Regions from separate parts of the Homo sapiens genome. Here regions 1, 2, 3, 4, 6 and 7 are each linked to region 5. Evidence: chromatin loops called from intact Hi-C (ENCODE). Cell type or tissue: PC-3. All regions are shown on one strand. Each heading gives the region's core, and the rest is flanking DNA. Links, peaks and the distances in the headings are about the cores only.

What was found. Hi-C counts contacts between places; a loop is a spot of excess contacts. Peaks named below come from ENCODE experiments on the same cell type or tissue, not always from the same donor. Only the 100,000 strongest peaks of a DNase experiment are listed, where the experiment ranks them.
Region 1: it touches region 5 in a loop (15-fold over the local background); 14 of 110 quality-filtered maps call a loop at or near these places.
Region 2: it touches region 5 in a loop (5-fold over the local background); 26 of 110 quality-filtered maps call a loop at or near these places.
Region 3: a loop joins it to region 5, with 6 times the contacts of the local background. A loop is called at or near these places in 25 of 110 quality-filtered maps.
Region 4: it touches region 5 in a loop (4-fold over the local background); 7 of 110 quality-filtered maps call a loop at or near these places.
Region 6: it touches region 5 in a loop (4-fold over the local background); 3 of 110 quality-filtered maps call a loop at or near these places.
Region 7: a loop joins it to region 5, with 6 times the contacts of the local background. A loop is called at or near these places in 10 of 110 quality-filtered maps.

Annotation. Positions count from the first base shown.
Region 1 is chrX:123,958,042-123,962,746 of GRCh38, reverse strand. STAG2 (STAG2 cohesin complex component) reads right to left here and starts at 1,041. Exons shown (of 35, transcript NM_001042750.2): 1 at 891-1,041. STAG2-AS1 (STAG2 antisense RNA 1) reads left to right here and starts at 1,406. Exons shown (of 2, transcript NR_130770.1): 1 at 1,406-1,558; 2 at 3,342-3,514. RefSeq lists a silencer at 952-1,091 and enhancers at 1,412-1,461, 2,442-2,631, 2,160-3,075. In PC-3, for the core only: a CTCF peak has its summit at 2,260 (motif pointing left); DNase peaks (open chromatin) are centred at 1,106 and 2,326; H3K4me3 peaks cover 3,661 bases; H3K27ac peaks cover 2,827 bases.
Region 2 is chrX:124,368,700-124,373,404 of GRCh38, reverse strand. It overlaps SH2D1A (SH2 domain containing 1A), which reads right to left. Exons shown (of 4, transcript NM_002351.5): 3 at 3,085-3,229; 4 at 245-2,054. The coding sequence ends at 2,014. Among named protein-coding and RNA genes, the nearest start is that of SH2D1A, 24 kb to the right of the region's middle. In PC-3, for the core only: no CTCF peak of the experiment used is centred there; no DNase peak of the experiment used is centred there.
Region 3 is chrX:124,386,779-124,391,483 of GRCh38, reverse strand. The region is part of intron 31 of TENM1 (teneurin transmembrane protein 1); the gene reads left to right. It overlaps LOC105373331 (a long non-coding RNA gene), which reads right to left. Exons shown (of 2, transcript XR_938576.1): 2 at 1,654-3,695. Among named protein-coding and RNA genes, the nearest start is that of SH2D1A, 43 kb to the right of the region's middle. In PC-3, for the core only: a CTCF peak has its summit at 2,727 (motif pointing left); no DNase peak of the experiment used is centred there.
Region 4 is chrX:124,096,210-124,100,209 of GRCh38, reverse strand. All of the region lies in intron 34 of STAG2 (STAG2 cohesin complex component), which reads right to left. Among named protein-coding and RNA genes, the nearest start is that of STAG2, 140 kb to the right of the region's middle. In PC-3, for the core only: a CTCF peak has its summit at 1,925 (motif pointing left); no DNase peak of the experiment used is centred there.
Region 5 is chrX:124,209,017-124,213,721 of GRCh38, reverse strand. No RefSeq gene overlaps it. Among named protein-coding and RNA genes, the nearest start is that of TEX13D, 120 kb to the left of the region's middle. In PC-3, for the core only: a CTCF peak has its summit at 2,191 (motif pointing left); DNase peaks (open chromatin) are centred at 2,191 and 3,771; H3K27ac peaks cover 1,421 bases.
Region 6 is chrX:124,291,939-124,296,643 of GRCh38, reverse strand. No RefSeq gene overlaps it. Among named protein-coding and RNA genes, the nearest start is that of TEX13D, 38 kb to the left of the region's middle. In PC-3, for the core only: no CTCF peak of the experiment used is centred there; a DNase peak (open chromatin) is centred at 2,603; H3K27ac peaks cover 681 bases.
Region 7 is chrX:124,348,381-124,353,085 of GRCh38, reverse strand. All of the region lies in intron 1 of SH2D1A (SH2 domain containing 1A), which reads right to left. Among named protein-coding and RNA genes, the nearest start is that of SH2D1A, 4.2 kb to the right of the region's middle. In PC-3, for the core only: no CTCF peak of the experiment used is centred there; no DNase peak of the experiment used is centred there; H3K27ac peaks cover 1,425 bases.

The sequences.
Region 1 (4,705 bases), core at 371-4,370, 250 kb after region 5:
GCGCCTCGTTTACTTTAAATCTAACCTTACAGATCAAAAGTTTCCAATAGATATATCATGTAAACTGTAAATTACCATTTAATCCAACACCATGGCCCTCAATTTAAAAACTACATCCAAGAGAAAGAAGGAGGGAGAGGGAAGAGGGGTGGTAGGCAACAACATAAAAAACATTCTAGGCCACGGAAGAGAAAGTCTCACAAACCGGATGAAACTACTAATACAATATTAAAAATTAAAGCCGAGCACTGAAGCACGAAAATCACACGATAACCCATTACAGTTAAGGATTAAAAATAAAATGACATATGCACCAAGGGGGAGCGGAAACTAAATGTCGAAAGTACAGCGGTTTATAAAAAACTAAAGGCAAAACAAGACATTCTCGCGACGGGGGGAAAAAAAGGCCGAAATCAACAATACGTTCACAATTCTAGGCCAAAAGAAAATGGGAACGGGGCTCAAAGTTTTGCGGAACTACTTGATGCTGTTTCCCACACCTTCTCTCTCCCACGGCCCATCCGACCCTTTTCGTCCCAAAATCGCCGTCCGCAGATCTCCGGATCCAGGGGAGAAGAAAAAAGAAAGTCGACCCCGAGCAAGAATAAAAGTGTGGAGTGAAAACGCACAGGCTGCCTACCTGGGGCAAGGATCAGCTCAGTTCGTGCCTTGAGAAAGACAGTGCGGGTGGGGGTGGGAATGAAAAGCAGCACTAAAACTAAAACAAAAGTGGCGCCAAAACCCCCCAACAAACAGCCTTCCACTCCCGCCCTTCCCCCCTCCGCCCATGCCAGGCAGGCAGGGCCCCCTTCGGGGCAAGGTCTGCGCGCGGGGGCCAACACCGCCAGACCCCAGCCAATTTAGAAAATTGTTGCCCGAAGAAAACTGACCGAAGTCGGGCCTCGGAAGGGATGGAGAGATCGATGCCAATCGCCTTCCCCAGCAGTTCCCCCACCACGCGCTGGAGATGATGGGGCGGGGGAGAAGCAGAGGGGCCCGTCACATGAATGTTGTTCCCTCTCTAGGAAGGGAGGAAGAGAGGGAGGGAGGGGGGAGGGAGGGAAGGGAGGAGGGGAAGGGAGAAGGGAGGGGGCACGAGGGAGGGGTGTGATCAGAGTAGATTTTCCCTCGCCTCCCTCGGTCCGAGGCCCAAATATACACAACTGAGCCTCCTTTCTCCCCTCCCCCCTAGGTTCCCAGCACCACCATTTTGCTCTCTGCCTTCCCCTCACCGCGACACCGCGCTCTCCCCCACCCCAACCACAGCCTCCCGGCTTTCCTCCCCCGACTACGGCTCGCACCCCACCCCACCTCCAGTTCGGGCTCTCCTAGGCTTAGGAGCCTGCCGGAGAAAAGGAACCTAAATCTACTGCTACACAGAGAAGCGGAGCCTCCATCTTGCGCTGCTCCGCGTTCTCCATTTTGGGCCACCCATGGGGGGGGGGGGTCTCCGTAGAGGCCCCGAGGGAGAGTTGGGCGAGGGAAGGAAGAGAAAATCTTCAGCGAGGGTAGTCGAAAAGAAGAGCCCTGCGGTAGAAAGCCACTCTAGGAGTAGGAGGTAGGGAGGAAGGGGGGCTGGAAGTTCCTTGGAAGTGTTGGGGTAGCGACTTGGGGGGAGAAGGGAGAAAGGAGGGCGGGGGGCGCCGCGGGGGCGAGAAAGATCCTCCCGCCTGGACTCTGCCCCCCGTTCCATGGCTGCCCCCCATGGGGGCGAAGAAAGCAGAGGGGAAATTCAATGGCAACAGAGTGCCCAACCTCTTTCCCTCCCAACTCCTCTCTCTCGCCCTGTTTCAATCATACACACCTCACGGTGGGCCAAGCGCCCTCCGGGTGCCCCTCCAAACTTCTAGAAGCTTCGCCTCCGCCATTTTATAACTTACCTCCCCCCTCAGCGTACACAGAGGCAGCAACGAGACTGTTCGCCTCCCCCACTCCTCCTTCTTTCTCAGGCCGGGGGCTTCTTCACCCCTGGGCTGGTACAAGATATTTTTCCCCTTCCTCTTCTTTACACCCTCGAATTCTACTCAGGGACGGAAGCTCCCGCGGTTCTAGAGCGGTGGGGGGTTTTGAAAGTGGCGGTCGGATCCGGCGGGGTTTTTTTTCTTTTTTTTTTTTTTTTTTTTTTTTTTTTTTTTTTTTTTTTTGGTGGCGCTTCGGGATTGTTTGGGGTGTTCGCTCTTCGGCGACTTGGAGGCGAATGGAACGCGCAGGCGCCATCTGTCGGCCACGAACCCGCGCCCGGCTCCCGTTGGGAGGGAGCGGCATCTAGCGGCAGAGAGTTGCCACTGCAACGCCTGGCTCCCAGCCCTCCCACCCAGCGTCCTCCTCCCAGTCACCGACCAATCGTGGCCGACTGACTCCCGGGTTCAGCGTCTCCGACGCCGCCCGCAAACCAGGCGCCCGCAGGGGCGCGCCGCCGAGTGGGGTAAACAAGGTGCCGTGCCCGCGCCTGACTTACTCATTCGTTTGGCCGCGCTTCCGCCGCGGACCCGATCGAGCCGCGGTTCTTCTGTCTTTAGTGGGGTGTCGAGGGGAGGGCGGTAGGAATGTCCGGCGGAGCCCTGGGCCGTGGGAATCCAGAGGCTGGCTGGGTTCGCTCCGGGACTCGTTCCCCGGGCCCCTCCGCCCCTCGCGAGGCGCTAAGGTGGCAGCCCAGTCGGGCATCACCCTTCGAAGTCCCCTCTTCTGACACACCCCTGTGAGGGGCCTGTGGCCCTAGTTCCCGTACCTTCGATGCCCCCTTGTCCCTACCCCTTCCCACCAAAAGAACCCAAGTCGCTTAACTCTGGCACCTGATCCTAAATGGTTTAATGGAGCTACTTGGGCTAGATCGGGGGCGGAATACGGGTTGGTTTTGTTTTGCTTTTTGCTTCGGGTGTGGAGAGAGAGCGAGCTGATTCTCTACCAGTAAGACCTAGCCCTGGAAAAGAAAGAAAAATTGTTTTGCTTTACAGCCCACTGGTCCCGTCTCCGAGAAAACGTGGTCTGTATCTCCAGGTTCTAGGAGTCCTAAAGAACTGGACTACTAGGCTAGGCCGGGCGCTCGACCAATTTGTTCGCCACTCTCGGGGCGGGGGAAGAGATAGGACCGAGCGAAGTGGAGGGAAATCGAAATTTGGGCAAAAGGAGTGGAGGGGGACCTACCCCGCCTCCCCCGCGCATCCACTGCCTTCCTGGGCGGGTGCAACCACGCGAAATGGTTGGGAATTTAGGTTACTTCGCATCCTGCCTTCCCATCCCTCCCCCAAGATGTTTGAAGTGCGAAAAGACCCTTTCTGCTCCTCCGACCCCTGTTAACTAAAATCTTTGTCACCCTTTTTTTTTGTTTGTTTCGAATCCAGTGTATTGGACCTTTGACCGCCAAGAGCTCTTTACTCGGGGGAGAAAAACTCGAGGAGGGCCTATCCCCTCCAAAGCGCCGCTTTTTCCTTGGACAGGAAGAAGTGACCTATTGCAGTGTCTCCATTGCTGTTATAGAAGTTCGTAGATTCATAAAATAGTGTTTGCTTAAGAAGTCTTCGTTTCTGTTCCATTTTTGAAATTTTGGTTAAAATATTTCTTAAATATTAAATTACATTTCAATTAGAAGAAAAGAAATAAAACGTATTAATAACAAAACAAATTTTCCAACTGAGAAATAGGGTGAGCCCCGTGTAAATCATGAAGCTTTCACCCCGATATCACTTCTGAAACATTCCTAATGTAATATAACGATTATTTTCAGTCCTTAAATTATATTCCTTCCATATCTCTTGTTAGTTTCTCTCCCATCCTCTGTGCTTATTGTTTTTTCTGCAACTTTACAAAAAGAGTTATAGTATATTTAATCAACTGGACAATAAAAGTTAAACAGAAACATCTGAATATCAATAACAAGAAGTAAAATCTGAGACATTTTTACTTACCTCTAAAGCTCTGGAGAGTGGAATACTATTCAAAATAAATTTCCATTTCTTTTATAGACCATCTTTGGTAGAATGCTATACAGTTTTTAATAGATTCAAGTTACAGAATGATGCAGCTAGAACATTAAATAGAGAGTAGTGGAAAATTTACAGAGTTATATAAGTTAATGCAAAATTCCACTTGAAGTAATAGAAAAATTGGGCCGTGTACCAAGTCATTTTTACATTAATTTAGTTCAATTGTGCCAATTTAATCTCAATTGATATTAAATGATTTCCTGTCTTAGTATTAGCTGAAAACTACTGATTTTCTGCTCCAAACATCACATTTATGGTACATGGTACAAATAGTTTTTTATCTATTTTATAAATTTGTATTCTCAGTTAATTATCTATGTAGCAACTGAGATTTTAAACAATTTTATGCTTAGAACAAAACTGAAAAGTTCTTCTGTTTAGCAAATTAGCTCTGATTTTGTGAAAAATACCACTGAAGATTAATAACAAACTGGTATAACATCAGAAATAAATGTTGTAGCAAATTTTTACTAATATTTAAGAATATTTTACAGTAACCATTTTTTTTGTTAGAGCTCTTTCAAAAAAATACTTATCAAGACTTCAATATGTACAGAATGCTAGGTGCCCCAGTCCTATCATAAGAAGTGGAGTTTATTTCATGGGGTACTGAAAAATATAAACAATTCACCCTTTGAATGTGAGGACAAAGGGAGAAAATGCCATCAAACGAAATATGAAATAATGAAAAATGAAATAACTGATGGAAAATAATTTTAATC
Region 2 (4,705 bases), core at 336-4,335, 160 kb before region 5:
ATGCTCATGTTGGGAAAGAAAAGGTGAAAAAAAAAAAAAAAAACTTGATGAATAAAAGGCCAGCCAAAGAAGACAGGAAGTAGGCTCATCAACCGGGAACTTGGACAGCAATAAAATCAGAAAAGCACTTACCTTTTCCAGGGAATCACTCCGATAAGATAATCATCAATCCTTTATTTGGTTTATTAATAGCATCAGTCTCTGAATATTTTATAAGGAATTATAAGGAATATTTCAAGACAAATTAGGTAAATAAAGCTTTCAAACACTTTATTTAAATGTGAAAGACTTGATGATTCAAAAAAAGCTTTTTTTCAAAAAAAGGCTCTTGGAAGTGAACATGCAAACATAATTCATATGTTTAGGATTATTCCAGAATGAACACATTATAGAGTTAAAATTAGTTACGCCTATTACAATTTAAACTCAAGCCATATAATTAAAAATTATTAAACCTATGCAACTTATTATGAAAGTAGGATTTTTAAATTCCTTTACAAGTTCATGTGATGCTTTTACCTCAAGAAATGGTAAACCACCCATAATGCATTACTCAGGCCACACTCCACTTTTGTACTCCCACGGCATCCATATTAAATGCTCAGAAATCAGGTCTTGCCAGTACATGGAGAATAGCTCTGTCTCTCAGCAGTTCACTAATTAAAACCAAGTTCACCAACACCCATACACAATCCAGAATTCCCAGTTATTATTTTACAGTGAAGCTTAGCCTTTTCATATGGCCCATGGACCAGAGTATTTGCACTGACCTATCTATCTGCCTCTAAAGACCAGATCTACCTACACACGGGGAACCTCGCTTATCATGTACTTATCAACTTTCATTGTTATTTTTTCCTTGTCTTTTATTGTTATTTTCTTTCACTGTCTTTTATCGTTATTTTCTTTCACTGTCTTTTATCGTTATTGTTTTCTCGTCCAACAAGACAGTGAACTGAGAGCAGGGACCAGGTGTTTTTACTTCTATGCCCTCAGCGCCCTATTATGTTTGTTGAGTGAATGAATTCTGTGAGCCCTGTAGCAAAGTGACATATAATCAATCACAAAATCACAAAAATATAAATGTGAGAAGAAAATGCCGCATAAAATTCTGTATCTCGTGTAGGTTTCAATCACTTGGAATTTTTTTAAAAAATAATACAACCATAAACTTTCCAGTGGTTTTGTAGGGTTACTTTAAAAGGAGGCTTGTTACAAATCAGTTACTCATGAGCTGCAGCTGCTGAAATTTCCCTTCAAAATGAGGTCTTCCATGTAGTAGAAACAACTGGGGCAGAGGTAAATGAAAAGAAAAACTCATTTCATTGGATTTGTAATACAATTTCAAATCCTGTAGCATCAAATACGATAAACATGTTTAGAGCATATTTTAAATTATAAGATTTTCAACTCCAGGTTGGTCTGTGGATTTTACTGTCCAATATCAGAACACTAGGCAAGAAGGTTGCTTTCAGAATTAAACATAAATCCTTCACTCTTTGTTTAGTGCTTGTTTTAGCACACAGTATACAGCTTCAAAAATCCCAAAAGAGCCTATGACACCATAGCTAGTGGAGAACTTGGCAAAGACAAGGGACACCAGCCAACTTCCCACCATACAATCAAGCAAGACATTTTAAAATTAGTAGCTATAAAATAATATTTCACTAAAAATGGAGCTTTTCACAAAAACTGAGGATTATTTTTATTTATATTTGGCAAGAATTGACATTAATCCTTTATAAAGTATTCATTATCCTTTTGTTTCCCATTTGTAAATATAATAACTGAAAATAACCTACGGAATTACTTTTTCCCAATCCTCGTTTCAAAGCTCCTCACTATGTACAAAAGTCCATTTCAGCTTTGACGACATGCTAGATGCTTCCATTACAGGACTACAATGGCTTTAGAAATGCATTTGTAGCTCACCGAACTGTATTATCTACAATATATAAGACTTAGCATATATTTAAATTATAGAAAATAAAGTACAAGGTGTTTTATTTTTCTTCATGGGGCTTTCAGGCAGACATCAGGATCTTCTCTTATCCCTAAAGAAAAATAACAAAAATCAAGAAAAAATAAACTTACAAACTATTAAAATTACAGATTAACTCAAACTTATAAAATTTCCAACTGCATAAAACTCACAATGACACAACACAGTAATATACCTCAAGCAACTATTATTTAAAACTGAGTTATAAAGAATGGAATATTAGGCAGAAAAAAACAACTAGCCAACTTGGAAATTAGAGCTCTATTTGCATTTGTATTATAAAGGCTAACTATTCATTAATTTAATTCACCACTTGAGTCTAATTGTCAGTTTATGCCTGAGCCTAGGTCCCTGTCAAAAAGGGACTCGTTTTCTTTTATCATAAATATTTATTGTTTCAATCAAGGCCTATCCTCTTACTCCAAACAAATGATAAACCCCATTCAATAGAGGAGTAAACAGTCACGTATCAGATAGCTACAGACATTGGCTGGTATTCAGTCTTTAGCACGACACATACACTAAAATAGGTTTGCTCAGGATATGTAACAATATGTGCCAGTGGAACAATAAAGTGCACTATTTAATTTCCTTTGCTTCAGAAAAATGTCATTAATTCAAGCACCACCAATTCAGAAATCAGAATCATGTGTGCCAGGCTAACGTTAGCTTTCATGTCCCTGAAGGAAAAAACAGTTTACTAAGCAAAGATAAAGGACAGCCCAGGTGTTCTCTGAATTATACCATCTTTCACATTATTTGTGTCTGAATTAGTGAAGTGAAATCATACTTAGCTACCTATTAAAGGGACAGGAAAGAACAAGATGAGACAGACAAGAGCAGTTAAAATGTTATGGGCTTATAGAATTTTTGATGTTTTTACAGAGATTTATTAAAAGTTATTAGAATAATAGATGAAAATTATAGCACATAAATTGTCACCTCTCATTTGACTTGCTGGCTACATCTACTTTCTCACTGCATTTTTCTTACATAACTTCTAATTGATTATATGGTTATGAACAGGTTGACTCATAACTCTGAGCTTCCAAACCCTGTCAAAAATTAAGAGGAAATCATACCTGTAGTACCTTGTGTACTTCTAGCTGAGGACTTCTTCTCAACTGGATACTGCAGAGGTATTACAATGCCTTGATCTGGCTTCTGAAATGCTGAAATGAGATTTTTTATTTTCCGGAAATATCTTTTATGTACCCCAGGTGCTGTCTGGAAAATAAAAGGCCAAGCAAATTATTTACCTATCTCATAATGATACAAAAAGACCTACAAAATGTGCTAGGGATGCTAAGAGAAGTAACATTTGTGTAACTTGTTGAAATATTTGAAAACATAAGGAAGAAGGAAAAACAACATTCCAGAAGAGCTTACTTTGGTTGGCTGAATTTCCCTGCAAGAGGAGCTAATGAGCTGTCATTTCAGTTCTCCCAAAGGTGGTATTAGTTTGTACAAGCTCTTGCTCATTGCCCTGCCCTTCCTGCCTGCTCCCCATCAGACATCTCAAACCTCTAAGGGTATACAGGCCATTACCCACAATGAATTCACCAACAGAGGGGATGCAGTTAAACAGGAAAAAACAAAAACAAAAACAAAAAAACAGATCCTACAGGTCATTAATAAAAAGCCTGAGGAACAACAACAAAAGAAAAACCAACAACCCATCCTCCCTGCCATCATCCCACAATATAAAATGCTACACAGGAAATTAAAAATTGGCTGTTATGATGCACACAGTGCACGGCTAGTTCAGTCCTCATACTCTTTCACCTCACAATATTTCCTGCGCCATTCTTCACATTAAATTTTTTCCTCCTTGGGAAACTTCCCTATACTCCCAAAATTGTTCTCTCCATCAGCACGTCACTGTAACAAGGTTTTCTCTATGACATGAAAATGAAAGACTATATAAGGTCACCTTTATTTATTTATTTGTGTGTTTTTAAAGAGACAGTTATTTGCAGGTGACTATTAAAATGTGTTCCTTTCCTGACATCAGTTGTCTTGCAAAGACACTGCCTGAAATCAACAACAATTTCCTGCAAAAGCTTATGAGCCAAGCTTCAGGCATCAGCTCAAACCTGTCATTTTACGTAAAATAAAATAGTATTGCTATGAGCAATTGAACAATGACTAGTTTTTTTTTTAAGTTGTTTTTCAGCTATTCCATCTGGTAGATTTTTGAGGTGGGAGCTGTTTGTTTTTTTAGCATTTAATGAGAAAACATGAAGGCGAGCATGAAGACTTCTGTCAGCTAGATAGTGGTATGCTGAAGATAGCATACTACACTATCCATAGTAACTCTCAGTCATTTCCTTATGTTGGGGTAATTTTTCATTGAAAACATGACAAAAATTCTTTTTAGCTCTATATTAGTGTTCCCCCATATGTTCACAGTAGATGTAGAACACTCTCTCACCCAGCTCCACCCCACTCTCTCACCTACCCTCCACCTTCCTAAAGCTCGATTGAGAACTCATCCAAAATAACATGGCCATTCTTGCAGAAGTCCAAACAGTTCGTTGGTTCCAAGATAGAGTCTCCAAATTGCAAATGCAGGTCATAGGCACAAATTGCCTCCTTATACTTTCCTCAGTGCACTTTTTCATTTTCAAAGCACATTCCTATCTCTTGCCTTCACTATTTCCTCACAAAATGGCAGTTATTGGCTGATTCAGTTATTCCCAT
Region 3 (4,705 bases), core at 384-4,383, 180 kb before region 5:
GGGAATAATAGAAAAATATTTTAATCCCACTACAGGAACCATTTGTCAAACATCAGCCCCTACAGAGCAAAATGGTTTCTGGCCAGATTGGTACCAGAGGACAGTAAGAGTAATTGATCTCTATCTCAATGTCTAATCTCCTAAGATAGTGCCTCTTGTTTCCCAAATCTATTCTTTCAACACATTTAGGAATTCATCAGTCCTAAATTAATTTCTACAAAAATTGAAAAATGGCTTCCCTTGAGAATTCAAGGGTAATCAGTACAAGGTAGCTTCTAGATGTTCTTAGAGAAGTCATAGGAGCTCATAGCTCACATGACAGATTTCCCTATTGGTACCAAATAATGCCCAACTTTTCTGATACGCCCTCCCCAAAGTTAAACAAAAATAGTGTGCCAGTGGTTATATGTCATTATCAAACCATGTTACTAGTTCCCAGAGTTTGTTGCTGGAGAATTTACCAAGTTGGAAATGCCTGGAGATGAAGCAGAGTTCACTTGGGAGCCAGGGCAAAAGGAAGGAGTCCTTTGGTGAATCCACCTCATGTCCTTTTTTGCTAGAAATATTTATCAAATCTATAATCTATCCTCTACACTGGCAAAATCTGAATCTTATAGAGCAGGTCTTTCCTCTTTTGAATTTTGGTAACAAGAATGATTGGCAAAACCGTGTGACTAGTGCCTACAGAATGCCAAGCCTGTTACAACATTAACTGAATCCAAAAATTTGCTGGTATGTGTGCATAGGCAAAGTATTTCTTAAGGTGTATATTGATGACCTTCATATGAAAAAAACAGTGCTACTGATCACTAACAGAATATTAGCTGAGTTAGTTTTTCAGAAAGGAAGACAGGTTTGCACCAATCTTTCCACAGGTCCCCCATGTGACTAGTTAAGTAGCCAGCACTCCTTAGAAGCATACGTAGGATTGCACTCATAATTCCAACCTCATTGGCACCAGAGTCCGACCAACTGAGCTAATTGCCTATAGACAGTCACATCTAGGTCTCATAAGACTTTCCCCTCTAGATGACGAGTTAGTGGGTGCAGCGCACCAGCATGGCACATGTATACATACGTAACTAACCTGCACATTGTGCACATGTACCCTAAAACTTAAAGTATAATAATAAAAAAAAGACTTTCCCTTTAGACTATCTGCACAATAACATAAGAGCCTATTGAAAACTTCAATTTCATCCCTGGGTGCAGTTATTTAGCCTCTTCTCTGACACCAATGAGGAGATTTTATTGTTTCTCTTTTCCGAATTCACTGATTATTCCATCAAATTTACTTAAGCAAAGAATCACGTGAAGCAAACTTCACAAGTTCTCTTTGCTACAAAAACGTAGTTGGCAATAATTGCTAAGCAAACAAACAAAAACCTCGGTGAGACTGCCAGTGTCTGCAGTGGACAAAAATAAGACCTTCCTCACCCAGAATAAGGTATCAAGACAAGTCCTGGTAACTTTCTGACCAGTGAGACAAACCAGCTTATTTGTACCTTTGAGTTCACTTTTGTTCCTTTCTTGATTTTATATTTAATTTGTTCTCTAATTAAAAGGGTAGCTACTGATTTAAGCAGTCCTGTTATGCAAAACTCAGAACCTACAGAACGCATAATTATGGAACGATTCTTTACTTTCCAAAAGTCATTTGTCATAAAATTGATTTTATTAACATTATTATTACCAGTAATCATAACTAATTCACTGAATAGATATAATTAAATGAAATAACTTAATATAAAACACCCAAGTAGAGAATTTAAATGCTAGCTAGCACTTACTGCCACTTGGAGGTAAATCAAAACAAGAAAGAGCAGAAGAAAGTAAGGGAGGGAAGAAGGAAGGAAGGGAGGGAGGCAGGGAGGGAGGGAGGAAATTAAAGCATCTTTGAAATTGTGATTCTAGAGGGAAAAAGGGAAAGAACATTGAATTTACCAAAATCCCATGTAACATGTAACTTTTTCACTGACTTGAGGTTTTGTATCTCCTTGTGTTCTTTCCAGTCCTCTCATTAATATGGCCTTTGTGGCACATTCTCCCACTATGACAGGGGCAGAGCAGGGATAAAGAGGCTCGTTCTTGTAGTATATTTTAAACTAAGAATTCTCAAACTTTAAAATGGATTTCTCTTTTTACACCCCAAAATACTCTGGTATTACCTTGTGAATTCGCTTGCCATACCTGTGTCACGATGTATTAAAAAGCAGCAGCAGATTTTTCACCTTAACACGCAGAAATTTTGTGAAAATAGTTTGACTTCTTCTAGAGTAAGTGAAACTTATGCATATCATTTTCATGCACAATGGTTGTAGCCATTAGGAGAAAAATAATTATTTGGGTAATGGCTGTGGTTGCTTAATGATCTCTTCCCTATTAAAAAAATCAATTATTGTTTCTTAAATTTTCTCTATGTGGTCATTAATTCTCTGTCTTGATTTATGAGACTTCTCTGAGTTAATTATATTTTGAAGACTTGTGGGCTAAAATTTTGTATTAGAGTAAATGTAAACCTTTCAGTTTCCTAAAATAATTCTTATGAACTTCATTTTTAAAATGCATTTAAATATATTTTATAATCATTTAATAAGATACTTTAGCCTTATACATTTACAGCAATTGCCTCTTTGGGGCTGACACTTTCAGAGGCTGCCTAGAGAGACAGAACGACGACTTTGGCTTCAGCTTCCAGGTGGCCCCACACTGCCATCTGGTGGTCATTCAAATGCTTTAACTTTTCAAATTTCTGCTCTCATTTCTAGTCTTGTTCAAATAAGCATACAGCCATGATTGCTGTTGCTGTTGTTGTTGCTTTTACAATTATCTCTTTTAGAACCTCACAATCAATTAAAAGAATAAAAGTCTCCCACTCTGTTATTTGGACTAATAAGAAATGGCCTTTTATCCTATAACAGCATTGTGGACATTGGATAGATTCATAAGCACTGTTTTTGAGCAAACTGATAATAATGCCCACCCAAAGTGAAAAAGCAGCCAAATGAGAGCTAAATGGTATTTTGGCAATGTAACAGTTACATTCATTTGATTTCTAATCACATCATCCACATTCTTGCCATTGGCAGGAAGCTTTGAAACAGACTAAGGGCTTTTGAGACAGCCCAGCATCAGCACCACCTAGGAACACGGTTCAGGCAGTGGTTTACTGCAGGCAGGAGGATGGGAACAGAGGAGAGAATAACAACGACGTGCCATAAATACTTGGAAAGGCTGGTACAGTGACTGGAAAAGGCATGGCCCAGGCAGGCTGGTACTAGATAATGTGTGGGGGCCATATGGTGATAGTCCCTGGCCCGTGTCACAGGTGACAGATGTCATTTACTCACAGCAAGTTGACAGAAGAGAGTGGAAAGGAACTGAGAAATGTGACTTTCAGACTAGAGATAATGCAAAAGCTTTTCCACAATTCCTGTACAAAGCTTTTCCACCCCTGCCCCCTGCCACCTGCTTTCCCATTCATAGGAAAATTTCTTGCTGGTTCTATTGAATTCTGCCTTGGTCCAGGGAGGCAGTTCTCCCTTAATGTCTCCAAGCCCATTCAGGATTTCCAAGTCTCCTTCCTTTTGTTCAGGAGGTTTTCAGAGGTCACAGTGGTGGAACTGTAGGCTGTGGCAAGCTGCAGGTTGTCCACAAGTGACGAATTGACAGGATTTCTGCACTCACCTCTGGCTCTGCAGGCGTAATGTTGGTGGAAAAGAAAGAATGAACAAATGAGCAAATAACCACTGACTTTGACTTCATGGTACTGAAATGCAATTCAAAGTCAATAATTCTCAGAAGGGTAGGGAGGATATGCAGTTTCAGAAAGCACATTCAATATTAGAATGTAATGTCATATTTAGAAGATATAAATGTACATTACATATACTTGTGTAATTCACATTCATAAATATTTATATAATTTGTGCTTAGAAAATGAAAATATACCTATTGTTTTCATAACACAAACTTGAATAAATAACCCTCAACTAAATCTCTTTGCTTGAAAAGGTAATTTTCTAAAGGGGAAGGATAAAGCTCCTCTAGGGAGTCATATCAGAATCTCCAAGGATGAGAAATTTTTATTTTTATTAAAAGATGAGATGCACATGTCAGTCAATTAGAGTCCTCCCTAAAACAGTGCTCCTTTTATGTCTGCATTTAGAATTAAAACAAGACAATCAATATTTATGAAACACCTGTTACCTGCATTATACCTCAACAAACAACTGTTTCTAAAATACAGATCAGTTTGGGGGAGAGGGGCTGCATAACCAGAGAATCATTCAGTTTTAATGACATGCTTCCCTAATATTAAAACACAAATGGAAATGTGAAGTTAAAACATCAATTGCAAAACATTAATAGTGCCATAATAATATTTTATGCACAATTTTTAGGAAGACATCTAGTATGTGAAGTCAATCAATACTTTATGATAACTATAAATTAATTTGTGAAATGCCCTGCCATCCATTTACCTTCCTCTGAAACATATGCACGTTGAAGTAACCTTTCTAAAATACCAACTTGACAGTTTCTCCCAGCTTGCAAGTGCCCTCTTGCAACCGTCCCTTAACTTGCTTAAAACCCTTCAAGAGTGCCAGATGCAGTGGCACACATTGGTAGTCCCAGTTACTCAGGAGGCTGAGACAGGAGGATAGCCTAAGCTCAGGAGTTCGAGGCTGCAGTGAGCTATGAC
Region 4 (4,000 bases), core at 1-4,000, 110 kb after region 5:
TCCTTGGAAAGGGGTTAAGAAAGTCTTGCAAACTTGGCTATTTGTGCTGGGAAGTGGATATGGTTTTTCAAAAAGGCATTTGAGTATGCAGACCAAAAAAAATCTAAGAACAATTCAAGTATGTAGAAAGCAAGAAGCTTTCTTTAGAAAATCTGGCCAAAGTGAATGGAACAGAACTACAAATTTTAAGAAATCAAAAGGGTAAGGTAAAATCTGGGCAAAATGACTTACATTGATGCTTTCTATATACTCCAACTGAGAAAGGAATGTTAGGTAAAATCTAATAATTACTTGTCTAAAAGTAAAAGCAGATGATGAATGGAGCAACTCTCCCTTGTTCACTAAACAAGAATGGCATGTGACTCTTAGTATATATACTAAAAGTTAGGTTGTTCAATTAAAATTCTAGCACTTATGCCCATTAAGTAATATTTTAGAATACTATAATAAGCTATTAAGAACTGATATCAAAGCCAGATGTAATGAGCTGAAATATTACAAAGAGCTCTTACTTGTAAGTTAAATCTCTTATAAGTTCTATGAACAAAAGTCATAGAACTCATGTATTGTTTTGAGCTGAAGAAACTGTGTATTTGCAGATCCAGAAACAAGTATCTGATTGCAGCCTCTTTATAATGAATTATCAAGTAGTGTTTGGAATCCCAAGTAATGAAAACAAAGAGGACTCGTGCACCCAATTTCTTACCTGTCCATTCACAGTAACTACCACACTACTAATCCCTTGTCCTCTCCCCTTCCCGCATGCTTCAGGGTTCTCCTTTTTTGGTTCAAGTCAGAGTTTGGGTGGTTAGAACGTTTCCACCAAAAAGACCGAGATAATGTTTAAAGGCCAATTCTTACCATAACACTCTATGAATCTCGGTAGAAAAGGTCTGATGATGAATGAAAGTACAAAATCTTAATTAGCAATTTAGTATTGAGTATGGGATGAAGACGAACTCAAGTTCTTTCCAAACAGAGTGCCTGACTAGAAAGCACCCAAACACTTGAGATTCTTTTTGTTTTGTACAGACTAGGTTATAAGTAGATTCTCTTACTAGAACATTAAATTAGCTCCATTACATGGAGCCCTTCTTTACCAATTTTATACTATAAATAATTCTAATAAGAGAATCTCAACACAAGAGAATGAGAGTAGTGACACTTTCTTTTCTGTGCCAACACAAACTCTGCCTGTTTCTGATGTTAACATTAATAAATACTTAAACATATTTAATATCAAACTTCAGTGTATTTTGGCAATTCTGGCAGAAAACAACTGTTATCAAAATGGTATAAACCAATTTTGTGTCCAAATATAAAACCAGCTACACCATAAATCTAGAATTTTATGTATATGCAACACAAAATATGTTCAGAGTTTTTATATTACCACTCCTGGATAATGTGAAAATCATGTTTAAAAAGATATTTTTACGATTTATTTAGAAAATCTTGTTTAAAAATTAAGTGTTTAAAAAGATATTTTTTATGATTTATTTAGAAAATCATGTTTAAAAATTAAGTGTTTAAAAAGATATTTTTACAATTTATTTAGTAACAAACTGAAGTGTCTACATTAGGGTGCTTTGAGTTACTTCCCTTAGAATTGGAGAATCTCAGAACTGGACATTAAAGAATTTAAATCCCAATTTTGCTACTGTTTAGATGACTCCGGTATTATGGGCTTCAGTAAGAACAGATGTGGGGTATTGTATAAAGGCAAACAGAATTTGACATTCAAAATTTTCCATTATTCCATTTCTTAAGTTATGGTTAAGACAGTATGGAGTATAGTTTAGTGTATATTTAAAAAATAAACTGTTAACTTTAAAAAAAAAATTACATGGTCAAAGACTTCTAAAGACACCTAAGCCTTTAAAGATTACTGAGCATTCAGTTATGTGACTGCTGCCATCATGTGGTAATGCTATAAAACTACAGTTATAAGTACATGTGCTAATTTTCCTAATTTTTGTAGCAGAAGCAGCTAAACTATTATCAAATTAAGAATAAATAAAAGCCCCTCAGTTGTAACATTCAATATACATGAGAATGCTATAAAATCACTATAAATAAAAAATGACTATTAGGCCCCTATTTTTCTCTAAATGTTAAATGTCAAAAATAGATACACATAGTTAATATTGCTGTTTCATTATTTTAGTAATCTGAAGAACACCTTTTTGCAAATCTAGTATGTAACTAAGAAAACGAATGTTAAAAGTTCTCCTGACATTAGACAAATACATTAAAAAATGGTGATCCTAACTGCCCATATTAATTTTGATCACAGTTAACCATTTCGATTTCTTAATTACTTTTGTTGGTGTTCTCATCCAAATGGGGATTTTAGTTTTGGGAAGCACAACAGTAGAAGACAGCATGAGATTATTAAATCAAAAGGAACTGGCATCAAATTACTACTCGGACACTTGCTAACTGTATAACTGAGCAAAGTCACTAAATGATCTCTTCAGTCTCAGCTTGCTATGGTATGAAAGTGGAAATTCCCATTACCTTTCTCACACGGTTGCTGAGAGGATCAAAATAAATCATACCTAGCACAGTGTCTGTCACCCAAACTCTCAGCTACTACCTTCCATACTTTTCATTTCAAAGTGATAGTCAAGGTGCACTAGAATATGAATTCCTTAAGGACAGGGAGTGTCTTATTCGCTTTAGCACCAACTTCTGATGTAATAAATTGTTGAATAAATGCATTTCATCGCACCTGCTTGAAAATATTCCTTTACCCCTCATCACAATCACTACCTCCATGTTTTATTTAACAAACTAAGATGATACATACTGTTAGATTAATTATCAAGAAAACCATAAACTTCAGTGTGCAGTTAAACTATAGACTTATGAGTGCAACAGGTCATTAGGTACTATAAAGTCTTGCTACTCAAAGTATGGTTTGCAGACCTGAAGCACTGACAGCATTTGTTAGCAGTGCAGAATCTCAGGCCACACTTAAGACCAATTGAAGCAGATTCTACTTTTTTTTTTTTTTTTTTTTTTTTTGAGACAGGGTCTCGGCTCTGTCACCCAGGCTGGAGTGCAGTATTGTGAACACAGCTCACTGCAGCCTCAACCTCCTGGGCTCAAGCAATCCTCCCACCTCGCCCTCCTGAGTAGCTGGGACCGCAGGTATGCATCTTCATGCCCAGCTAATTTTTTTAGTTTTTGTAAAGATGGGGTCTCACTGTGTTGCCCAAGCTGGTCTCAAGCTCTTGGGCTCAAACAATCCTCCCACCTTGGCCTTCCAAAGTATTGGGATTACAGGCATGAGCCACTGAGCCCGGCCCCTTGGCCTTATTAGTAAACATGTTAGTGTGAATTAGTTTGTCAAAATAGTTCTAAAAGCTATCTGAAAGCAGATTATGAGGTAGGAGAGGGCAAGGTGGGAATGGTAGAAATTGTACATAGAAGGCAGGCCTTTGAGGATGGTATAACCGTCACCTGAGGCAGTAGGTGTGAGGAACAAGGAACATAAAATGGGTAGATTCTAAAAAGGGAGATGGCAGGGCATTTAAATGATTTATTCATTTGACAAAACTAAATATCTATTGTGCTGGGCAGAACTAAGAATGAATAACATCATCACTGCCTCAGGGAGTTCAGTCTAGTGAAGGACCAGGGCATGTAATATCCTATCTCACTACACAAGTCTGGTAATTATTACAATAAAGTGTGTACAAACAGTTAAAGAAGGAGAGAAAAAAAAATCTGTGGAAGTCAGCAAAAATTCCACAGGTAATGTCAGAATTAGTATCAAAGAAAGACTTTACTAGGAGGAAAAATAAAGGGGAATTTCTGGCAGAAAAAAGCTTATACAAAGTTATGGAGTCAGGAAAGAGCATAGTGTATCTGAGTGGAACTACAAGATTTGATATGGCTAGAGCATAGAATACATGTAAGGAAAAGGCCAAGGTTAAGATGGCAAGGGAACCAGATCATAAAAGGCTTTGTTTGCTAGGCTGAGGAGCTAGAA
Region 5 (4,705 bases), core at 262-4,261:
CTGAGTCTAGTCATAAGGAAACGTGGCTCATCCTACAAAATGTAAAATCAGTAGTTGCTAAAACTGTTGAGGACATGAAAGACAGGAAAAATCTATGGAACTCTCTCCGATTGAAGGAGCCTGAAGAGATACGACAACTAAATACTAGATGGACACTGATGACAACTAATTGCTGGTAACTAAGTGTTCCTGGATGGAATCATGGACCAGAAAGGAAAAGGAGACATTGTTGGGACAGTTGGCAAAGTTTTAATTGGGTCTGCAGATTGAGTGGTAGTGTTGTACCACTGTGGATTTCCTGACCTGGAGAGCTGTATGCTGGTAGGTTAGGAGAGTGGACTTGCTAGGGGAAAGACACACTGGAATATTTAAGGATCATAGAACATCATGTCTTCAGCTTACTCTCAAGTGGTTCAGAAAAAGACTAATGTGTATATATATATACACATTAATATAATAATGTTTATATATTATTTATATATGTAATAATGTTTATATATATATGAGAAAGAGGGAGCAAATGCAGTAAAATGTTAACAAGAATCTAGGTGAAACAGATATGGAAGTTATTTGCACTGCATTTGTAACTTCTCTGTAGGTTTGAAAATATTTCAATATGCAGTATTTTTTAAAACCACACAATTGCTTATTTTACCAAACCATTTCAGATCAAAGACTCATTGCTTAATTTCAACTACTCAACCAATTTTATTCTTCAGGGCAAAGGGGTAAATATACGGCATGCATAACCCCAAACCACAGATATGCAAATCACATTGCAAACCAGGCCCCAATTCATACTAATTCATCAACGTTTCCATGCCTAGTGCTACATCAGCACTCTCAACTCCAACCAAGATACCAGGGTTCACCAACTTCACTTGCAACATTGCAGGTGCTCATTGCACAAAACAGCCCCACCCTCGATATGATGTAACAAAAAGGTTCTCCTTTGTGGTAATAGTCTTTATCTATCATCTGTAAGTTTGGCAAAACTGTAACATCTGTCTCTTATGCCCTTCCCTTTTATTTTCTGCATGGCTCTTCCTTCTGTCACCTCATTTTCTGCTCCTGATGCCCTTATGGCTCAGGTGGTTATTTGTGCTCTTGTAGCTAACATCTTACATAGAAGGCCTGCCCTGTCTTCTCTCGAGATTGTCCTGGTCCACAAACAGATAAGTTTGACTACATGGATATTCAAATAGTAAGTAACTATACAAAAGAAATTCAACAATATTAATAATTAAATAATACAAATTAAACCCCAATGTAGTTATTAGTTTTAAATTAGTACCAGTCTTTACAGCAGCATGATGGTAATATATATTGAGGATCATGAAACTATTCATGCCTTGTGTCATGCATTTTGATACAATAATCCTACTTTTAGAGTAGTTACCAGAAACATTATTCAGAAAATAAAGTGTTATTTATAATGTTGAAAAGATGCAAGTAATATAAGTATGTGATGTTCATGCATTTTTTTCAACAAATAATTACTGAGAACTTTCTATGACCAAGTATCTAATAGAATAGAGCAGTGTTGAAGTGTTATGACAAATCAACACGATGAAATGTTGTATAACCATTAAAATACTAAGTAGAATCACTCATAGAAAAGTGTTTATGGAATGATGTCAAATAGAATTCAAAACTTTATAGACACTACATAGACTATGTACAGACTATAAATTATAATAAATAATATAAAACTGTGTATGGACTGTAAAGTATAAAATTTAAAAATTGTATAGGCGCTATATAAAACTGTACAAGGTATAAATTAAAATATAATAAACTTTGTTAGGTGCTTAAGTATCTCATTTAAATGCTCACAGAAACTCCAGTGTTATTGTCCCCATGGTACAGATAAAGAAACTGAGGCTCATGGGGATTATAATACAACACTAGACTGCGAGTTCCACAAACTAACATTTTTGTCTGTACTGTATCCCGTGTCCAGAACAGTGCCTCACATATACCAGACACTCAGTAAATAGTTCTTGACTACCTGAAGTGGCTGAGTCATGATTGGGACCCAGTTCCCTATCAGAGCTAATACTGTCATTCAAATAAACTAGATCCATCAGGACCTCAGAATGAATTCAGAGATGGGCTTAAAGAGTTTCAAGTTCTTTGCTGGGTTGCAAGAGCCTCATGTCCTTTCCTCTCCTTTCCTTTCTCTTTTACTGTCTGCCCTCTGGTGGAGATACTAATGAGTAGCAGAAGTCACGGAAGAAAGGGCCAGGGTCATCAATGACTGCACAGATCACTTATGTCTTACCTGTATGTAATTAACACCTGTTCTCTAGTTTTGTCTGTTCTCTAGCTGTAAAAACAAGTGGACATATTTTCACCAAATTTGAAGGTTATTTTCAAGATGGTCTGGCTTAAAATACATCATATTAGCACAATTTACTTTGGGGATGCTGTAGGGCACATTGATTATTTTTTTCCTTGCATTGAGCTTTGTGGCCCATCATTTTATGGATTTGTATGAGTTAAGAAACTTACACTTTTTGAATTTTTCTAAAATATCACAGATTAAAGAGAATATTCAAAAATTTCATCAATTTTTCAAAATAACTTTTTTCTCCACACAATGAATAAATTTAAATGCTACAAAATTTGTCCCAAAGATGAAAATATCTTAGTTTCAAATCACCAAGAGTATTTGTTTTCTTTTACCAAGAATAGGAAGTCATAACCAATAGTATTTTAAATTAGAATTTTTATGGATCTGGAAACCCAATTTTAAAGGGACACCCGTGCAAGGGCCAATTGCAAAGACAGGCTCTTTCAAGGGCAAATAAAATTGCAGTAAGAAGAATGCTTGGAGGAAGATGAGAAGAATCGTGTTCTTTCACAGGCAATTGAAACCAAAGTTCAGTTCAAAGAGACATTTGGCTGCTGATCAGGAGATACATGAGATATGAATTCAGATGCTTCTGTAAGAGAAAAGAGTGCTTTTACATTTGAACTCCAAATCAATTATGCCAAAGAATCTACACTAGTTCTATGTCTGGAATCTGAAAGGAGAGTCTAAATGTTTCAAGAGAAAGGTCATGTTGAAACCAATTACTAAGCCCCCAAAGTTACTAAAATTGTTATTAATGGAGCAGTTTCCACAATTCCAATAATTTAAGACAAGATCAGAGCTTAAACTGTGTATGTCAACGGGGTACAATAGGAATCAGTATTTAATTCTCCCAAACCACTGGTTCCTTCAAACTACTGCTTCATCTTTTAAAGGCCGTAAGTACCAAGTGAATATCTTTTTCACCCATGGCTATTAATAAGTCCCAAATGCAAATGCCTCAAATAATTGGCATTGGTTTTTGATAGAGCTGCTTCTCACATAGGCAACACTATGTAATGTGTGCCTGAGTGGTGAGCAACAAGGATTTACCCAAATTTACTCAGGAGTATAACAATAACTATGACCTCTAAAGAAACTTGTTACAAAGTTGGAAATTATTAAAGCTCTGAATTAATTCAACTAGACAAAATCATCATAATGTTAACGTTAGTGTTTTTATTGTTTCTATTAAACTTTATTTAATGATAGTTAATTATTCTCCTGTGGAGCACTGGGAGTCTCCTAGAGTCTCTTTTTTTTCTTGGCACTTATAATGAAGGCAGAGAGTTAACTCCCAGTTTTCTTTCTTATTGACAAAAGAGATCAGCGCATTAAACACTTGGAAAGCCCTCCCCGGTGACTAGTACAGCCCTTGGCAAATAGTAAGTACTTAATAAATATTTGCCAAATGATTTAATGAACCACCCTTATATGAGTTGGAGTTTTTTGGTTGTGACAAAACCCAACTCTGGCTAACTTAGGAAAAGAGGGAATTTATTTGAAGGCTACAGGGCAGCGAACAGGTTTAAGAAGAGACTGGAAAAACCAACTCCTCAGAAACCAAAGCAGAAACCAGGGAGCTCCAGAAGATGTAGAGCAAGAACTGCTTAACACTTTATGCGGTCTTTTTATTACTCCATTCATAGATCAAATTCAAGAGGAAGCTTCTAATTGACCTAGCTTGGGTCCACATCACTACTCCTACACTAGGAGAGGGCAGGGTATCTTGATCAATATTCCTACCAGAATTTATCCAGGGTCAAAAAAAGAATCTTCCCAAAGGAAATGGGCATGCTTCTGCCAAAAGAAGGTAGAATGGATACAGAACAGGAAGGAAGGAAGGAAGGAAGGAAGGAAGGAAGGAAGGGAGGGAGGGAGGGAGGGAGGGAGGGAGGGAGGGAAGGAGGAAGGAAGGAAGGAATTTTTCTCTTTTTTTTCCTTTTTCTTTTTTTTTTTTTTTTTTTGAGATGGAGCCTTGCTCTGTTGCCCAGGCTAGAGCGCAGTGTCTCGATCTTGGCTTATTCCAACCTCCGCCTCCCGGGTTTAAGCGATTCTCCTGCCTCAGCTTCCCAAGTAGCTGGGATTACAGGTGCCCACCACCATGCCTGGCTAATTTTTGTATTTTTAGTAGAGACAGGGTTTTACCATGTTGGCCAGGCTGGTCTCCAACTCCTGACCAAAGGTGATCCCCCGCCAATCTCAGCCTCCCAAAGTACTGGGATTATAGGCGTGAGCCACCATGCCCAGCCAGGAATTTTTCTAAGTATTAAGTAAGAAGGTACTTAAAAGAAAATACTTAGAAAGTTATAAAAATTACTAAGTAATATATTAAAGTATTATCTTAGA
Region 6 (4,705 bases), core at 276-4,275, 83 kb before region 5:
TTTAATTAAACAACATGAATGAGTGACCAGGAATCCACAGTATCAGGAATCTGGGCTTCTTTCATCCTGTTGTTTTATCTTACCCAAATTGTTTCCCTCATATGCATGTTCCAGGCTGGTATACCCTCACATACATCCATGTTCCAGGCAACAGGATGAAGCAGGTAAGAAGGACACAATCTGGAAATTGCAAGTGTCACTTCCACTTGTATTCCACTGGCCAGAACTTAGTTACATAGTCACACCTACCTGCAAGAAATGCCAGGACTTATCTTTATTTGCTCATCTAAAAATTAGGGGATTTGTTACTATTTTAGAAGGGGAGAATGGAAATTGAAGGGCAACTTGCAGTCTTGGTCATCTGATATAGAAAACAGTGGATTTATCTTAGGAAAGCAAGAGAGGGAAGTTCTGGTATTACAGCTGTGCAGCAGGCCTCAAGAACAACCAGACCAGATCAGAACAGGAAAACAGAGAATCTAAAAAAGGAATGTGACTTCAATGGGATAAATGGCATAGTGACAGATTTGGAAAAAAATCTCAAGATATTACAAAGTTAAATAAAGTTAGAAGAAACTGAAAATGCAAGTTTCTTGGTGTGATTAAAGGTGACTTCTACACACACACACACAAATACACACACACACACACAAAGACTATGATTACATTGGTTTGTTTAATTTCAATTTGTTTAAATTAGAACATTTAAAAGCTAGCTTTTCCCTTAACTTTTAATTTAAATTTACAAATATTATTCTACTTATTAGTCAGTCCAATTTCTAACTTAACTAAATTATCTTAAACATTTTCAGCTGCATTTGTAAATTTAATATATCTAATTTTCTTTTTAAATACTTTAAATGACCCTAGCAAGCACTAAACAACTAAACAAGTACTTAAACAATTCTAGTAAATACAATAAATGAAATGTATAAATATGGGTGAATCTTTAAGTCTGTGTGAACATTCTAATACTGCTTAGAAACTTAGAGCTTTCTTATTCTTTTCAAGATGAAAACACAAGTATAAAATCAATTACTCAGTTGGAATCATAAAACTAATCTGATAGATACTTTTATACGTCAAATTATCTTAAACATTACAAATGTTTAAAACACCACATGTACAAATTGCCTCAATGATTACAAAAACACCATTTCTGAACTTAACATGAAAGTACTGGTGTTTTCATTTTCACTTATTTAGTGATGTCTATACACAATTCTAAACTTTCCCAACATTAAAAAGCTACCCACTGTGGAAGTAATAATACTTTCTCAAAATTGGGATCACTATCACAGAGGATTTCATGTTTATTGACCAGAGCTTTTGGCTCGGACCTGAGATTCTAATACCTTCTACAATGTGGATGGAAAAGTTGAGTGCTTTTTCTAATAGTCATTATGCCAGTAGAAACCCTTATGTTCAGATTTTCCAGTGGTGTGCTCTCATAGCCCAAATACAATAAACTGAATTCAACTTATACACTACATAATTTTTCCTTCTAATTTGAGTCTACAACCCCACATCCAGGTTGCTTCACCACTTGATTGTCTGATTCTGTCTTCTTAATATTTTCTATCCTAACAGGGCTGCAATGCTTTAGATATTTAAGTAACAACAAATTGGATTTTGTATACTCTCCAATACTTCATCTGGCTTTTTTTTTTTCCAAAACTCTAATGACAAAAGAAAGGGGTAAAGGATGAGGAGATAAATAAATAAAAGCAAACTCCAGGAAAAGCTTTTAAATGTGCAGGAAAATCGTGATCCAAACATCAAGCAAACTGAAATAGAACAGGTTTTATTTGATTGATGGATTTAAGAAAATACGATAAAACACCCACATAGAGAACATCCATTTCACCTTAAGACTAGGATCCAGGCCAGGTGCAGAGGCTCACTCTTATAATCCCAGCACTTTGGAAGTCTGAGGTAGGAGGATCACTGGAACCCAGGAATTCAAAACCAGCCTGGGCAACATGGTGTATTAGTCCGTTCCCATGCTGCTATAAAGAACTACCTGAGACTGGGTAATTTACGAAGAAAAAAAGTTTCATTGACTCACAGGCTGTAAAGGAGGCATGGTTGGGGAGGCCTCAGAAAACATACAATCATGGAGGGGGGCAAAGGGGGAAGCAAGTACATCTTCACATGACTGGCAGGAGAGAGAGAACCAAGGGGGAAGTGCCACAGATCTTTAAACTGCCAGATCTTGTGAGAACTCACTCACTATGAGAACAGCAAGGGGGAAGTCCACCTCCATGATCCAATCACCTCCCACCAGGCTGCTTCTCCAACATGAGGATCACAACCTAACATGAGATTTGGGTGGGGACACGGAGCCAAACCATATCACATGGCAAATCCCCATCTCTACAAAAAATAGAAAAATTAGCCTGGCTTTGTGATGCATGCTTGTGGTCCCAGATACTCAGGAGGCTAAGATAGAAAGACCACTTGAGCCTGGGAGATAGAGGCTGCAGTGAGCCTTGATCTGCACTCCAGCCTGGGTAACAGAGTGACACATTGTCTCAGAAAAACAAACAAACAAAAAAAAAACACTAGGATCCATAGAGGATGTAATGTAATTTTAGTACACTGACTGTCTTGGCATTTCTTGACCCAACATTACATGACTCAGAATTGAATAATCATGCAAACATATATGCTGTTTTACTTGGTTTTCAAATTTTAGAGTCTACCTTATGGACAAGGCATGAAAGCCTTGGTTGTATTTGCAGGATTGTATTAGTGAGGATTTAGCCAGGAAAACTGAACCATTATGAGTATGATGGAAGAAGATATTTGTTATAGTAATAAAACTACAGTCATCCCTGGGTATATGCATGGAATTAGTTTCAGGATCCCCAGTGTATGCCAAAATCCATATATACTCAAGTTTCACAGTCAGCCCTGTAAAACCCACATACATGAAAAGTCAGCCCTCTGTATAAGTGTGTTTGACATCCCTGTGTTTGGCCGAAAATTATCCACATATAAGTGGACCCACACATTTCAGACATGTGTTATTCAAGGGTCAAACATACATAATTGGGAAAGAGGCTGGGAAAGTAAGGACCAGAGAGAGTTGGAAGATCAGAGGAAAGTCACTAAACAGCCAGACGTATCCAGTTACCAGAGTGGGAATGGAAAGGATTGCTGATAGAGAAGTCCCTGGAAAGCTGTTTCCCTCTGCATCTAGTGGTGGGTCTAGGGTAGGGTAGCCAGATTTTGCACATGCATGCATGTACACACATACTATAAGTGTATATGTACAATGTGTGTAAAATATGTATGTAAATTATATAAGTGTGAAATATGCGTAAAACCACACATATGTAAAACATATATATATATACACATATGTGTATATAGAGCATGGGCCATACTTATACTAATAAATATAGTGTATCTAAAATTCAAATTTAACTCTGTGTCCTGCATTTTATCTGGCAACCTGCAATACTAGCCTGGGTTTACTCACTCTTACTGGCAATTGGGAAGAAGAGCTGAATTCTGAATGGAGAAAAGCAAGAATAAGCTGGAATCAGCAGGCACCTCTATGTCTAGTTCTCGCTGCATGTAACAACGACCCTCAGAGAGTGAAATAGCTACTTCATTTCTGTCTTCCAAATCTTGCACAAATTTCTCTTTTGGCCAACTCTCACCTGGTGCCACGGAGGGAAGGGGATTCTGGAAAATGTAATTCCAGCTTAGCCAAACTAATAAAAATTACAAAGGATAGAAACCCATCTAATATGTTTGAATCATATGAACTGTACTGTTGGTAACCCAATAGTAGATGAGGATAATTGTTCTATATAAAACTATTTCAACTAATGAGTAGGAAATATTATAGAATTAAAATACCACAACTTTACAACCTCTGTGACTTGATAAATATAGGCATTAAGCATTAATATCTGTTCATATCACAAAAAAATAGACAACCAGACACTATTTGCCTCCCATAGTCTTGCCAAACACCACCTATAATTTTGCCAAAGAAATCAAATCTGAGTCTGATGCAGTCTCTGGATCCACCTGCCAATTTGTCAAAAACACAAAGGACAGAAAAATGTGTTGGACTCCACATAAATGTGAAATTAGCAAAACTCAGATTATGAGAAATTACAGATATTATTCTCCGAGTTCAAGAGCTAAATTGTAAAGAAGAGAAAGATCTGAAGGGTGAACTAACAGATTTTAATTAAAAATATATCAAAATGTGCAGATTTAATCAGACTATTTTTAAAACATAAGATAGTGATTACACCAAAAATCAGGATAGTGGTTCCTTAGAATGGGAATGAGGAAGTTGTAATTGGAAGGGAGAACATGGAAGGGCTTCTGGGGTAGCTGGCTAAATTCTGTTTAGTGATCTGGGTGATGGTTACAAGGATGTTTTCATACAGTCCTTCATTGAGCGATATATGTTTGTTTTGTTTATTTTCTGCATCTGTTTTTATTTACAATAAAAATTTTTTAAAAGCAATTTGGAGGAAAGAGATTATTTGGGGAAGACTTAAAATATCATTAAATATCAAGATAGATAGAGATAAGAAAACAGACAGCATCTGCAAAAACAAAACAGGGTTCTAGAAAAGGAACATTTAAACAATGAAAAATGAAGGGCTCTTAGAAATTAAAAACTGGATAGCATAAATGAATATATATATTATATATCCAAATTGTGTGTGTG
Region 7 (4,705 bases), core at 390-4,389, 140 kb before region 5:
TGTATGCATTGTAATAATCAAATCAGGGGATTTGAATATTTAGGATATTTATCACCTCAAACATTTATCATTTCTATATGTAAGAACATTTCAAGTACTCTCTTCTAGCTATTTCAAAATACATAAGATATTGTTAACTATAGTCACCGTACTGTGCGACTGAACACTAGAACCTATTTCTTCTATCTAACTGTCTGTTTGTACCCATTAGCCAACCTCTCTTCATCGCCTTCCACCCTTCCCAACCTCTGGTAACTATCATTTTACTCTCTATCTCCATATGATTGAGGAATCCCACTACAGGGTATCTATCAAAAGGAAAGGAAATCAATATATCAAAGGGATACTTGCGCCCATACATTTATCACAGTACTATTTACAGTAGCCAAGATATAGAAGAGTCCAGCAACAGATGAATGGATAAAGAAAATGTGCTATGCATATACAATTGAATACTATCTGGCCATTAAAAAGAATGAAATCCTGTTATTTGCAGAAATGTAAATAGAACTGGAAGTCATTATGTGAAGTGAAATAAGCCAGGCACAGAAAGACAAATATCATGTGTTCTCACTGGCATGTGAGAGCTAAAACATTTGGTCCAATGAATTTTTTTTAACTTAATAAAATGATTCTAGATTTCATTTTGAAGAACCAACAGATAAGAATAGCAAATAATTTTTAAAATATATTAAAACATTATCATACTATAGTGCTATCAGTGCAAGAATAAATGGATCAATTGAGACAAATAGATAGTCCAGAAACAGTAACTGTTATATATAAGAATTTAATATATGGTAAAGTCGGCTAGCAAATCAATGAAGAATGGAAGTTGTATTTATAAATTATATTAGGACAATTGCTAGCTATCTGGAAACAAAATCAAATTAGATCTTTTATCCACATCAAAATACAACTCCAAATGGAATTAAAGAGGTAAATGTAAACTAACAAAACCGTAATTTAAAACAAAAACTGCAGTGAAGTTTTATGACATATCTCAAGGGGAAAGGACTTTCTAGCCAAGGAAGAAATCAAACACAAAGAAAACGAGTGACGTATTTGACTACTAAAAAGTTTGATTTTTGTATGTGTCAAAAAAAGTAAGGGCAAACACCAAACTTAGAAAACATACCTTGCAACAGATCAAGGATTAGTATATATATAAATTTACAATGTGTTAAAAAAGTTTGATTTTTGTATGTGTCAAAAAAGTAAGGGCAAACACCAAACTTCGAAAGGATACCTTGCAATAGATCAAGGATTAGTGCACATATATATATATACACATAGAGTGTGTTTAAAAAAAGTATGATTCAACTGGTTAAATGAGAAAAATACACAAAAAGCCAAATCATGGGAGGAAATACAACAGCTTAACAACCATATAAAATGACAGTCACTAACCAAAGGAATATAAAATGTGGAAAATAAAGAGATAGAGTGTAAATATAAAATAAAGAATAACAGGCCAAATGTCAAGGGAAAATTTTCTTAACTACAATACCCACTTCTAGTGAGGGTGTGGTGAAATGGACACTGATGCATTACAGGTGAGCATGTAAATTGGAATAACCATTTAGGGAAAATATCTCATGATCATGTATATATCAAGAATCCTAAGCTGTTTATGTTTTCTGACCTAGAAATTCCACACTGGAAATTCATTCTAAGGAAATAATCATAAATGCAAGGAAACTTTAATGTACTGAAATATACATCCTGATGGAATTTATAATAACAAAAATATGGAATGAGTCAAATGTCTAAAAGTAGGTGACTGGCTAAGCAAAATATGGTATACTTACTAGCTAGCTGGACTACCATGCAGCCATTAAAAATAACATCTTAAAGTTGTCTCTAAGAACATTACATATGAGTGTATTTTTTTCATATTAAGTGGGAAATGGGAAACGTATACAATTGTAAGAATACAAGAACACAATCATATTTTTAACACATGTAAATTTATATATAAATATATATAAATATATATTTATAATAATATATATAAAAATATATATTTATAATAATATATATAAAATATATATATTTATAATAATATATAAAAATATACATATTTATAATATATATATAATATATTATATCTTATATACAATATATAATATATTATATCTTATATACAATATATAATATATCTTATATACAATATATAATATATTATATCTTATATACAATATATAATATATTATATCTTATATACAATATATAATATATTATATCTTATATACAATATATAATATATTATATCTTATATACAATATATAATATATTATATCTTATATACAATATATAATATATTATATCTTATATACAATATATAATATATTATATCTTATATACAATATATAATATATTATCTTATATACAATATATAATATATTATATCTTATATACAATATATAATATATTATATCTTATATACAATATATAATATATTATCTTATATACAATATATAATATATTCTATATTATACTATATAATATAGTATATAATATACTATATATAATATAGTATATATTATATATTATATATAGTATATAATATATATTTATATATTATATATAGTATATAATATATATTTATATATTATATATAGTATATAATATATATTTATATATTATATATAGTATATAATATATATTTATATATTATATATAGTATATAATATATATTTATATATTATATATTATATAATATTATATATAATATATATTTATATATTATATATTATATAATATTATATATAATATATATTTATATATTATATATTATATAATATTATATATAATATATATTTATATATTATATATTATATAATATTATATAATATATATTTATATATTATATATTTTATATTATATATTTATATATTATATATATTAGATATTTATATATATATAAATATATAACATTTGGTGTTTGCCCTTACTTTTTTTGACGCATACAAAAATCAAACTTTTTAGTAGTCAAATACGTCACTCGTAAGAATACAATTGTAAGAGCACACGTGCTCAAAAAGCAATTCATCTTATTAAAATATAGAAGAAAATTCACCTAATTTTTAGCAATAGTCATCTTTAGGTTATAAAACTATAGATGATTTTTCTCTAATTTCTATTATCTATATGTTTCAAATTTTCTATAATGAATAGGTATAAGGAACTATTTTTAATAGACTTATACAAAAATCTATATTTATTTAGAGAAAGTAATTGAAAGAAATACTTATTACTTAAAATGAAGGTGAGCAATCCTATAAATGGAAAACTCCTTTAGTGCTTTATGAAGCAGTTCAATTTTCGATTTTCTAAATCAGAACAGAAGAAAAGGCCATATCTGAAAGCCATGATTAGGAGGTTCAGAACTGGGGAAAAGGGCAAGCATCGTTTGAAAGTACAGTTTAAAGTACAGTTTGAAGGCATATGAAATGTATTATCTCTACAATAAAAATATAAAAACTATAGCTCAATTAAATCTTCTTGGTTAATAGGAGTAAACAAAAGATAGAATGAGAAACCATTCTGAGTAAACCCTACAATCAATGCATGTTTGTCAGCTATACCTTGTTGTCCATGTGTATATGATACCACTTATATTGTTATTTCGACTGCATATCATAAGTGTTCTGGTTTAAAATGAGTACGTGGTTTATTTCTAAATAAAATCTGATTTTATAATTACAGTGTAGCACCAAAAAGAGGGAATGAAATTTTTACATTTATCAAAAGGGACACTCAACTCAAAAACATTGAGAAACTGATAAAAGGCAATGTATCCTCATATCTTCCCTCTGCAGCACATTCTGGCTATCACCCTAACAGTCACATAAGACTTTGAGGCCCCAGTGTACCATTTGAAAGACACCGTAAGGGAACTCCCAATTTGTCTAGTATTTTCCGCTACTTCACAAGGAGGTTTTCATGGAGAACTAAGAGTCATAAAAACTGCATTTATGCAAGATTCACTTTGGGCGAAAACTTAAATGCTTGATAATTTCTCACCTGCCTAAGTTAATTCCTCATGTGGTTCCGGCCTACATAGGCAAAAGTCTAAAGCTGCCCTTCTCTCTTGCATAAGGTACTTAAGGCAATCTTTTGCAGAAGGTAGGATACACATTACTATTCCTGTTTTATAAATATGGAAACTGAGTCCCAGAGAATTTGAGTGACTTTCCCAGAGTCCATACCCTAACCTCTCAATGGCCATTCCGTTTATTGCAGTAAAGAACAGAATTTGCCTTGACAGTTTGTTAATTCAAAAATATCTGCTGAGTGCCTATTATGTGTTCCTGTGTTTCTGGTGATGGAGACAGTATCTCCGCCCTCATGGAGATTATATTTTTGCAGGACAGCCCAGCAATAAGTAGGTAAACAAGCAAATTATCAGATAGTTTAAAGCTCTTTGAAGAAAAATAAAGAGATGGAGTGAGTGTATCAGGGACAGGGAGAGGGCACTTGTTCTAGATAGGTGGTCAAGCAAGTCCTCTCTGAGGGAGGAGACAGTTGAACAAACATGTGAACTGAAGGTATTTTGGGCAGAAGGAACAATAAGCGCAGAAATCCTAAGTGGGGGCATTTTTGAGGAGCTTGAGAAACGGCCAGGAGCCCCGTGAGGCTGAAGCCTTAGGTATATCTTGCCTCTCACTATACCCTGTTGTCCCTCCCCTGCCCAGACTTG